2 separate regions of the Homo sapiens genome follow, and region 1 is linked to region 2. A link is an interaction called in ENCODE POLR2A ChIA-PET data of the cell type or tissue named here. Cell type or tissue: MCF 10A. All regions are shown on one strand. Each heading gives the region's core, and the rest is flanking DNA. Links, peaks and the distances in the headings are about the cores only.

Evidence for each region. Peaks named below come from ENCODE experiments on the same cell type or tissue, not always from the same donor. Only the 100,000 strongest peaks of a DNase experiment are listed, where the experiment ranks them.
Region 1: POLR2A ChIA-PET joins it to region 2 with 5 read pairs; 7 of 35 experiments call an interaction of 5 or more read pairs at or near these places.

What each region holds. Positions count from the first base shown.
Region 1 is chr1:28,352,704-28,357,098 of GRCh38, reverse strand. No RefSeq gene overlaps it. Among named protein-coding and RNA genes, the nearest start is that of PHACTR4, 15 kb to the left of the region's middle. In MCF 10A, for the core only: no CTCF peak of the experiment used is centred there; no DNase peak of the experiment used is centred there.
Region 2 is chr1:28,436,149-28,440,543 of GRCh38, reverse strand. All of the region lies in intron 2 of PHACTR4 (phosphatase and actin regulator 4), which reads right to left. Among named protein-coding and RNA genes, the nearest start is that of SNHG3, 68 kb to the left of the region's middle. RefSeq lists a silencer at 2,992-3,286. In MCF 10A, for the core only: no CTCF peak of the experiment used is centred there; DNase peaks (open chromatin) are centred at 2,443 and 3,023.

The DNA.
Region 1 (4,395 bases), core at 234-4,233, 84 kb after region 2:
GCCTAGGCCTCCCAAAGTGCTGGGATTAAAGGTGTGAGCCACTATGCCCAGCCTGGAAACAATTTTTGTAAATTAAGAAATAAATAAGGCCGGGCGTGGTGGCTCATGCCTGTAATCCCAGCACTTTGGGAGGCCAAGGCAGGTGGATCACCTGAAGTCAGGAGTTCGAGACCAGCCTGGCCTACATGGTGAAACCCTGTCTCTATTAAAAATACAAAAATTAGCCGGATGCGGTAGCGCGTGCCTGTAATCCCAGCTACTCAGGAGGTTGAGGGAGGAGAATCGCTTGAACCCGGGAGGCGGAGGTTGCAGTGAGCCGAGATTGCACCACTGCACTCCACCATGGGCGACAGAGCAAGACTCTGTCTCAAAAGAAAAGAAAAGACAAGAAAAGAATTAAATAAAATACAATAAAATGTGAAGTCCTGACAGTGTATTACACTGATCTATACGGAAGGTGGCATATAACAGAGAAACCTAATTTCTTCCAAGGAAGCTAAGTAATGCTCCCTGAAGAAGTGCTGCTAAAGCTGAAACAGGAGTTGACTGGGGGTGAATCCGATAAAGAGGTGGGGATGCTGCTCCAAGCGTAAGGACTGTTGGGTCCAAAGGCCTTGGTCAGGGAGATTCGTGCCTCTGGGAAACCTCAGGGTAGCCAGGTGGCCGGAGCACAGTGAGCAAGACAGCAGGAAGAAGATGAGGCTTCCATTAGCATCTTAAGGATTTTGGTCTTTATCATGAGGACAAATGTATTTCAAAGCTAAAAGCTGGGAGGTAGCCAATTGGTGTAACAAACTGAGGAGCTAGACAGAAATAGAAGGGAGAAAGGTCAGGGGTCAATAATAGCTGAGAAGGCAGAGAAGCACAAGGATAGTATGGAATCTAGAAACTGGGGGCACGCAGGACAGCATTTCAGGTGTGGTCTGGCAAAAGGCAGACTTTACGGCAACCAAGTTAAGTGGGACACCAGGATGAATATCTTATGTTCATTTAAATAGTGGAAAAATGAGAAGAACAGACATTTCGTCAAGGGCATATCACAAGTGAGATACGGAGCTAGATTCACAATACCTATCTTAATTTGTTGCTCTTCCCATTAGTTTTCTCAAGGCAAGTAAACTCAGTACAATACTCTGTTGTTAATACTACTAACAAATCTCATTTATTAAGAGTTTGCTAAATGTTGGGCTCTGTATTTATGTGCATTATTATCTTGTTTTTTTCACAGAGTTAACGAGAACAGTCCACCCAAAATATTATGAACCAAGAGACTATTAGACATTGGAGACAGGAATAAATGAAACAGACACTATCCCTCTCCTTTGGGAATTCACAGTTCAGAAAGGAAGGGAATAGTTTAAGAAGTAATTATAGGCCGGGCACAGTGGCTCATGTCTGTAATCCCAGCACTTTGGGAAGCAGAGGCAGGTGGATCACCTGAGGTCAGGAGATCGAGACCAGCCTGGCCAACACGGTGAAAACCCGTTTCTAATAAAAATACAAAAAAACTTAGCCGGGTGTGGTGGCAGGTGCCTGTAATACCAGCTACTTGGGAGGCTGAGGCCGGAGAATTGCTTGAACCCAGGAGGCAGAGGTTGCAGTGAGCTGGGATCTCGCCATTGCACTCCAGCCTGAGCAACAGAGCAAGACTATTTCCACACACAAAAAAAAAAAAAAAAAAAAAAGAAAGTAATTATAAAGAGTAATTGACAGGTGCTACAGGGAGAGTATAACAGTGAACCCAACCTACCATGGGCGGCAGGGAAGGCATTCTGGAAGAAGTGACAGTCAAGCTGAAAAATCGGGGGAATTAACAAGGTGAAACATGGAGGCCAGGCAGGGTAGCTCAAGCCTGTAATCCCAGTACTTTGGGAGGCCGAGGCCGGTGGATCACTTGAGGTCAGGAGTTCGAGACCAGACTGGCCAACATGGTGAAACCCTGACTCTACTAAAAATACAAAAATTAGCTGGGCAGTAGTGGCACGTGACTGTAATCCCAGCTACTTGGGAGGCTGAGGCAGGAAAATCCCCTTGAGCCTGGGAGGCGGAGGTTGCCATGAGCTGAGATCACACCACTGCACTCCAGTCTGGGTGACAGAGTGAGACCCTGTCTCAAAAAAAAAAAAGAAAAAAAGAAAAAAAGATAATTTCAAAAAATAAATAAAAATACAAAAATTAGCTGGGCATGGTGACACATGCCTATAATCCTAGCTACTTGGGAGGCTGAGGCAGGAGAATAGCTTGAGCCTGGGAGGCGATGGTTGCATTGAGCCAAGATCAAGTCACTTCACTCCAGCCTGGGCGACAGAGCGAGACCCTGTCTCTCTGTCTCTCTCTCTCTCTCTCACACACACACACACACACACACACACACAAAATCCAAACATGGGGTTTCACCCTTCATGAAACGAGTGTTTCAGGCAAAGAGAACAGCAGTTGGAAGGCACTATTCTCACAATAACTTCATTAAATAGATTCTATTATTATTCCCTTCTCACAGATAAGAAAACTGAAACTCAGAGATTAAGTAACTGACCCACTAGGTGATATTGAAGCCAGGATGTAAGCCTCTATCTACCTAGACTAGAGCTCATTCTTTTAGTTGCTAAACCAGATATTTCTATTAGTTTGCCCTTTCTTTCTAAGGATCATGTGAGTGGAATGGGATTATTAATTGAGATGTCTGCAATGCAGGAAGTTGAAATCGTGGCTTACAAACTATGCAAGCATGTCTGTGTCATTGTTGTCTGTAAATTTTGCAATGACAGCTATTTAGTGACACAGCTCTTGTGCTAATGTCTGAATGGATATTCATTTCAATTTAATATGATTCAACAGCTATGTACTGAGTGCCTACTACGTGCCAGGCATGATGCCAGGCATGGTGCCAGGCCTTGTCAGTTACCAAGATGATGAGACAAGTTCCTAGGTACTAGGCTAAAGATCGTGTTAATCACTAACAATTTTTAAAAAATAAATAACAAAGCCATAACCCTAGCAGTTGGAAACTGTAGGTAACTTATTGCAATAGCTATAGGTTTGAGCATCAACCATGTGCCAAGCACTGCATGAAGTACCTTAATGAAAATTTAAATGGTCATGATCGGCCGGGCATGATGGCTCAAGCCTGTAATTCCAGCACTTTGGGAGGCTGAGGCAGGCAGATCACCTGGGGTCAGGAGTTTTGAGACCAGCCTGGCCAACATGGTGAAAGCCTGTCTCCACTAAAAATACGGAAAAAAAAATAAAAAAGCTGGGCGTGGTGGCATGTGCCTGTAGTCCTAGCTGCTCAGGAGGCTGAGGCAGGAGAATTGCTTGAGCCTAGGAGGCGGAGGTTGCAGTGAGCTGAGATTGCACCACTATACCCCAGCCTGGGCAACAGAGAGTCTCCCATCTAAAAAAAAAAAGATCATGATCATAGCTAAAAATTAAAAGTGCTTACTCTGAGCTCTGTGTTAAGCAGTTTACATTATTATCTCCTTTAACTCTCATGTTCATTCCAAAAGGCTGATATCATAGTTTAATTATATTATTATTTCTCATTTTACAGGTAAGGAAATGAGCTTTGGAGATTTCATCTACTTTTTTCTTTTTTTTTCTGAGATGGAGTCTTGCTCCATAGCCCAGAGCTGGAGTGCAATGGCGCAATCTTGGCTCACTGCAACCTCCACCTCCCGGGTTCAAGCAATTCTCCTGCCTCAGCCTCCTGAGTAGCTGGGATTACAGGCATGCGCCATCATGCCCGGCTGATTTTGTATTTTAAGTAGAGACAGAGTTTCACCATGTTGGCCAGGCTGGTCTTGAACTCCTGACCTCTGGTGATCCGCCCGCCTCGGCCTCCCAAAGTGCTGGGATGACAGGCGTGAGCTACCACGCCCAGCCACTTCATCTGCTTTTACCTGGGCCAAATGGCCATTCTTCTGTTCAAATCTGTTTAAAAGCATGGACTGTGCCACACACCCAGTATCCATCCAAAAACAAGGACTGCACCCTAAATTCCAAATACCAGAGACTGAAATTTTCAGCCTTGCTAAGGGAACACCTCGGTCTTTGAACCTTTATTGTGTTTTGTACAGGGCATTCTCTGTACTAGTTTGTTGTGATTATAAAACACTTAGCAAAATTTAAAAAAGGAAGAAAGAAACTTGTAGGAAATTGAGACAATGCAGAGAGAAAGCTTTTTCTTAATTTATTTTAATTAAATATTTATTTATGGCCGGGCGCAGTGGCTCACGCCTGTAATCCCAGCACTTTGGGAGGCTGAGGGAGGCTAATCACTTGAGGTCAGGAGTTCAAGACTAGCCTTGTCAACATGGTGAAACCCCGTCTCCACTAAAAAATACAAAAATTAGCCGGGCATGGTGGTGGTCACCTGTAATCCCAGCTACTCGGGAG
Region 2 (4,395 bases), core at 74-4,073:
GAATTGATGAATTTCAGCTACTCGGGAGGCTGAGGCAGGAGAATGGCGTGAACCCGGGAGGCGGAGCTTTCAGTGAGCCGAGATCAAGCCACTGCACTCCAGCCTGGGCGACAGAGTAAGACTCCGTCTCAAAAAAAAAAAAAAAAAAAGAATTGATGAATTTGATTCTTACTTTTTTTCAGAAGCATACAAATACCAAACGTTACTCAGATGAACTTTTTTTTTTTTTTTTTTTTCTTTTTGAGACGGAGTTTCGCTCTGTCGCCCAGGCTGGAGTGCAGTGGCACGATCTCGGCTCACTGCAAGCTCCGCCTCCCGGGTTCACGCCATTCTCCTGCCTCAGCCTCCCGAGTAGCTGGGGCTACAGGCGCCCGCCACCACGCCCAGCTGATTTTTTTGTATTTTTAGTAGAGACGGGGTTTCACCGTGTTAGCCAGAATGGTCTCGATCGCCTGACCTCATGATCCGCCTGCCTCGGCCTCCCAACGTGCTGGGATTACAGGCGTGAGCCACCGCGCCCGGCCTCAGATGAAGTTTTTAATACAGTATATAGATCTTAGATGGGCATTCTTCTTAAATACCACCACTCACCACTAAATTTTACTTGCTTTACAATTTATTGTTTGTCAAAGCCCTTTCATTTCCATCTCATAGATAAATGCCTAGCATTGAGTCCTTACTATACTTGCTAACAAACAACTAATGTTTGGCGTAGAAACCACAGGAGAATTTACAGCCCAAAAGTGAGTTATTTATCAAATATAGGAGAGTGTTTAATTCTGGAAACAAAGAAGCAAAATGTCATCAGAAGGGAATGCAGAAGAGAAGGATAGTGTGAGGTTTATCTTTATGTTCTAAATTTCATCTGTTAGGCTGGGGAGTGGCCCCAGATGATTCTTTATATTTTTCTTTATACCTTTTTCTATTTATGAAACATTTCATTTTTTTAAATGAGTTAATGAATTGATAAAGACACAGCCCTAGTGATCAAGGTAAAGTGAGTCAAGTCCTGACTTCAGTTCTGAAAATCTGTTGCTGAATGACTCACTTTGTGATCCATGTGCCTCAGTTTCAATAATACATGAAAAATACTGAAGATATTTCATCTAGGAAGCTCTCAGGTGAAAATACTACCTTTAGAAACAAAATCTCACTACATTATGAAACATTTGGGAGTGTTACCTGTGTTTCCACACTTTATGCTTTTTTTTTAAGTCACCAACATTTTTTGTTTCTGAAAAACAAAAAACAAAAAATGCAGCCTAGGACTGAACATGTTTTCTGCTGCTCCATAAATCAAAGTGAAGGTATAAATCTTTCTTAAATATTATAATGTCTAGAAATGATTCACAGGCTTTCCCTAGTTTTGCTTATACTTAAGCAACCCTTTAATGAACATCTGCTTAAAACTGTTTTTCCCAATTTATGATTGTCATATAAAACCCTACAAGATTAGGAAAATGAGCTTGCAGTGACAAGTGACTACCATTTCACATAGAAGATTTGAAACTCTGAGCTATACTCACAATCAGCTTGCTCTCTAGCTATCCCTTAGTAACATTTCAAATGTAAAGTACTAACTTCAGAAAAGTTTATATCAAAGTGTTGACTTAAGAGAAACGGAAACACTAGTGCAATGGAAAATGCCTGAGACTTATTAGGAAAATGTATAACCAAGTCTAAAAACTTAATTCTTAAAAGTGGTTCTGTCTATAGAAGTCAACAGTTCTATTTTCCAAGTTCTGTAAAATACTAACAAAATATCTCTGAATTCTAAATAAGTTTCTGTAGCATTTATCTTTAGTAACGGCAAGAAATTAACAGATAATTCCTTAGCAATATAATATAAAAAACTTCAAAGAGATCAAGTAAAACAAAACTGTGAGCGATAAATTAATAAACTGAATTTAAGTTTTTAAGTTTTAAAAAACTTAATTTTTTAAAGTTTCTCGCCATGTTCCGCATGACTTCATTCATTCTTCACAAACATAAACATTTCAAAGTTGGGATCATCAACATTCTCGTGTTTAACTTCACATAAATACTCAAGTTCACCTGTAAATCTGCCTTGCTTCTGTCAAGATTTTCTGTTTCTCTGCCTTCTATTACTCACCAACTGCATCTGGATTTACCGGTCTGGAGACATCAGCTTGTCCCATGATTATATTGTCTGATGTATCTCACGACAACAAACTGTCCCGGACAAAAGCAAACTTTTCATAAAAGATAAATCCACATAAAGAGGGGACATGCGGTCCTCTTTCAGTGTCACTGCCAAACATCAGGAAATGGCATAAGGTCAGTTCATCTGCTGAAGTTTCTGTTTCCCATACAGCCTGAGCACTTGCAGTTCTTACAAAACTGTCTTCACACTGGCACTCTTCACACAGGAATGCCTGTCATTCCAGAATGCACACTGTGTAGAGCTGAAGTGCAGGAAGGGGAGGAGACTGCCAACCACATTCTGGCTGCTGACTGGCATAGCCCAAAAGTCCACACCCCCGTTCCTGACTTTTGAGCTTGGCTGCAACGCTCCAGGCTCTGAGTCACAGAAGAAAGGGAGCCTGCTCAAGAGTACACCAAAGAATTTACAAATTTAATCACACAAAAACACCAGGATGGTTTTGAGTAAAAGGCTAATAGGAGCAGTAGTCCATTCAAAGGTGTGTTTTAGACACAGGTTTACCTCAAAAGTATCAGATTTCACTGTGTTATGGACTGAATGTTTGTGTCCCCTTACAATTTATATATGGAAATTCTAATGACCAATGTGATGGTGATAGGAAATGGGTTCTTTGGGAGATAATTAGGTCATTGAGGGTTTTAAAGCCCTCACTAATAGGATTAGTACTTTATCAAAAAAGACCCAGAGAGTTCTCTTTTTCCATCATGTGAGGCTACGCAAGAAGACAACTGTCTGGAAACCAGGAAGAAGGCCCTCACAGATACCCAGTCTCCTGGCACCTTGACCTTGGACTTCCCAGTATCCAGAACTGTTAGAAATAAATGTCTGTGGCTGGGCCTGGTGACTCATGCCTGTAATCCTAGCACTTTGGGAGGCCAAGGCTGAAGGATTACTTAAGCCCAAGAGCTCGAGATCAGCGTGGGTAACATAATGAGACTCTGTCTCTATAAAAAATTTAAAAATTAGCCAGGCATGGTGGCATGTGCCAGTAGTCCCAGCTACTGGAGGGAGGGGAGGTGAGGTGGGAGGATTGCCTGAGCCCAGGAGGTGAGTTGTGAGCTGTGATTACACCACTGCACTCCAGCCTAGGCAACAATGCAAGACCCTGTCTCAAAAATAAATAAATAAAAATAAAAGAAAGAAAGAAATGTTTGTTGTTTAAGCCCCCCAGTCTATAGTATTCTGTTATAATAGCCTGAACAGACTAAGACATGCTGCTTATTCTAAAATTTTATTTCCTACCTGTAGGTGGGCATGCCTAAAGCAAGGTGAGATCTATGTACTGGGAATTAATAACATTAGAAACAGTATTTTAGGATTGAATATACCTTTTCTGAGAATACAAACAAATATTTCTGAAAATCTGCTTACTAAAACAATAAACGAAATAAATATTTGGAAGGTATTATATAACAGTCTCTTCTTGCTAAAACTCAATAATTTCCATATGATCTTGGGGAATAAAAAATTACAAAGAGTAGCCCTACATGCTGGGCATAATACATGGAAAGATCAGCTAATCACATGCAGCAAATGAACGTCCAGTTTGCACATTGATTTTTCCTTTTTTATCCGTAACTAACTTACATATAGCCAAGTACATAAATATTAAGGATACAGCTTGATAAATTTTTATTTAGTATACTAACACTAAATTTTCTAAATGTAAAAAAGACACACATAACACAACCTTAACATAACCTCCACATAACCTGGATTATTCCACTAACATCTGAAGGTAAAAGAGGAAGCTAACAATTCTGAGTAATATATTAAGGAGTTTTACACTTGTTACTGCATTTAATCATCACCACAACTAACCATGCATTGTGAGGTATATTTATTTACCCTATTTTCAGGTAAGAAAACTAGGGCTAGTAAGGTCAAATCCTGTGTCTAATATCACCAAGCTAGTAAGTACCAAAGCCCTAATATTCCTTCAATAAAAGACAGCTACCACTGGGTGGAGTGGCGTGCACCTGTAGTCTCAGTTACTCAGGAGGCTGAGGTGGGAGGATCACTTGACACCAAGAGTTTGAGTCCAGCCTCGGCAACACAGTGAGCCCTGTCTCTAAAAAAAAAAATTAAAATAATTTTTTAAAAAAAGACAGCTACCAAAAAATGGGAGTTTTTCATTTAAATCTTTATTCTCCAAACTGAGATCCCAGAAAGATTTCTAGCATCTGAACTTTCCTGTACTTAGCTTGTCC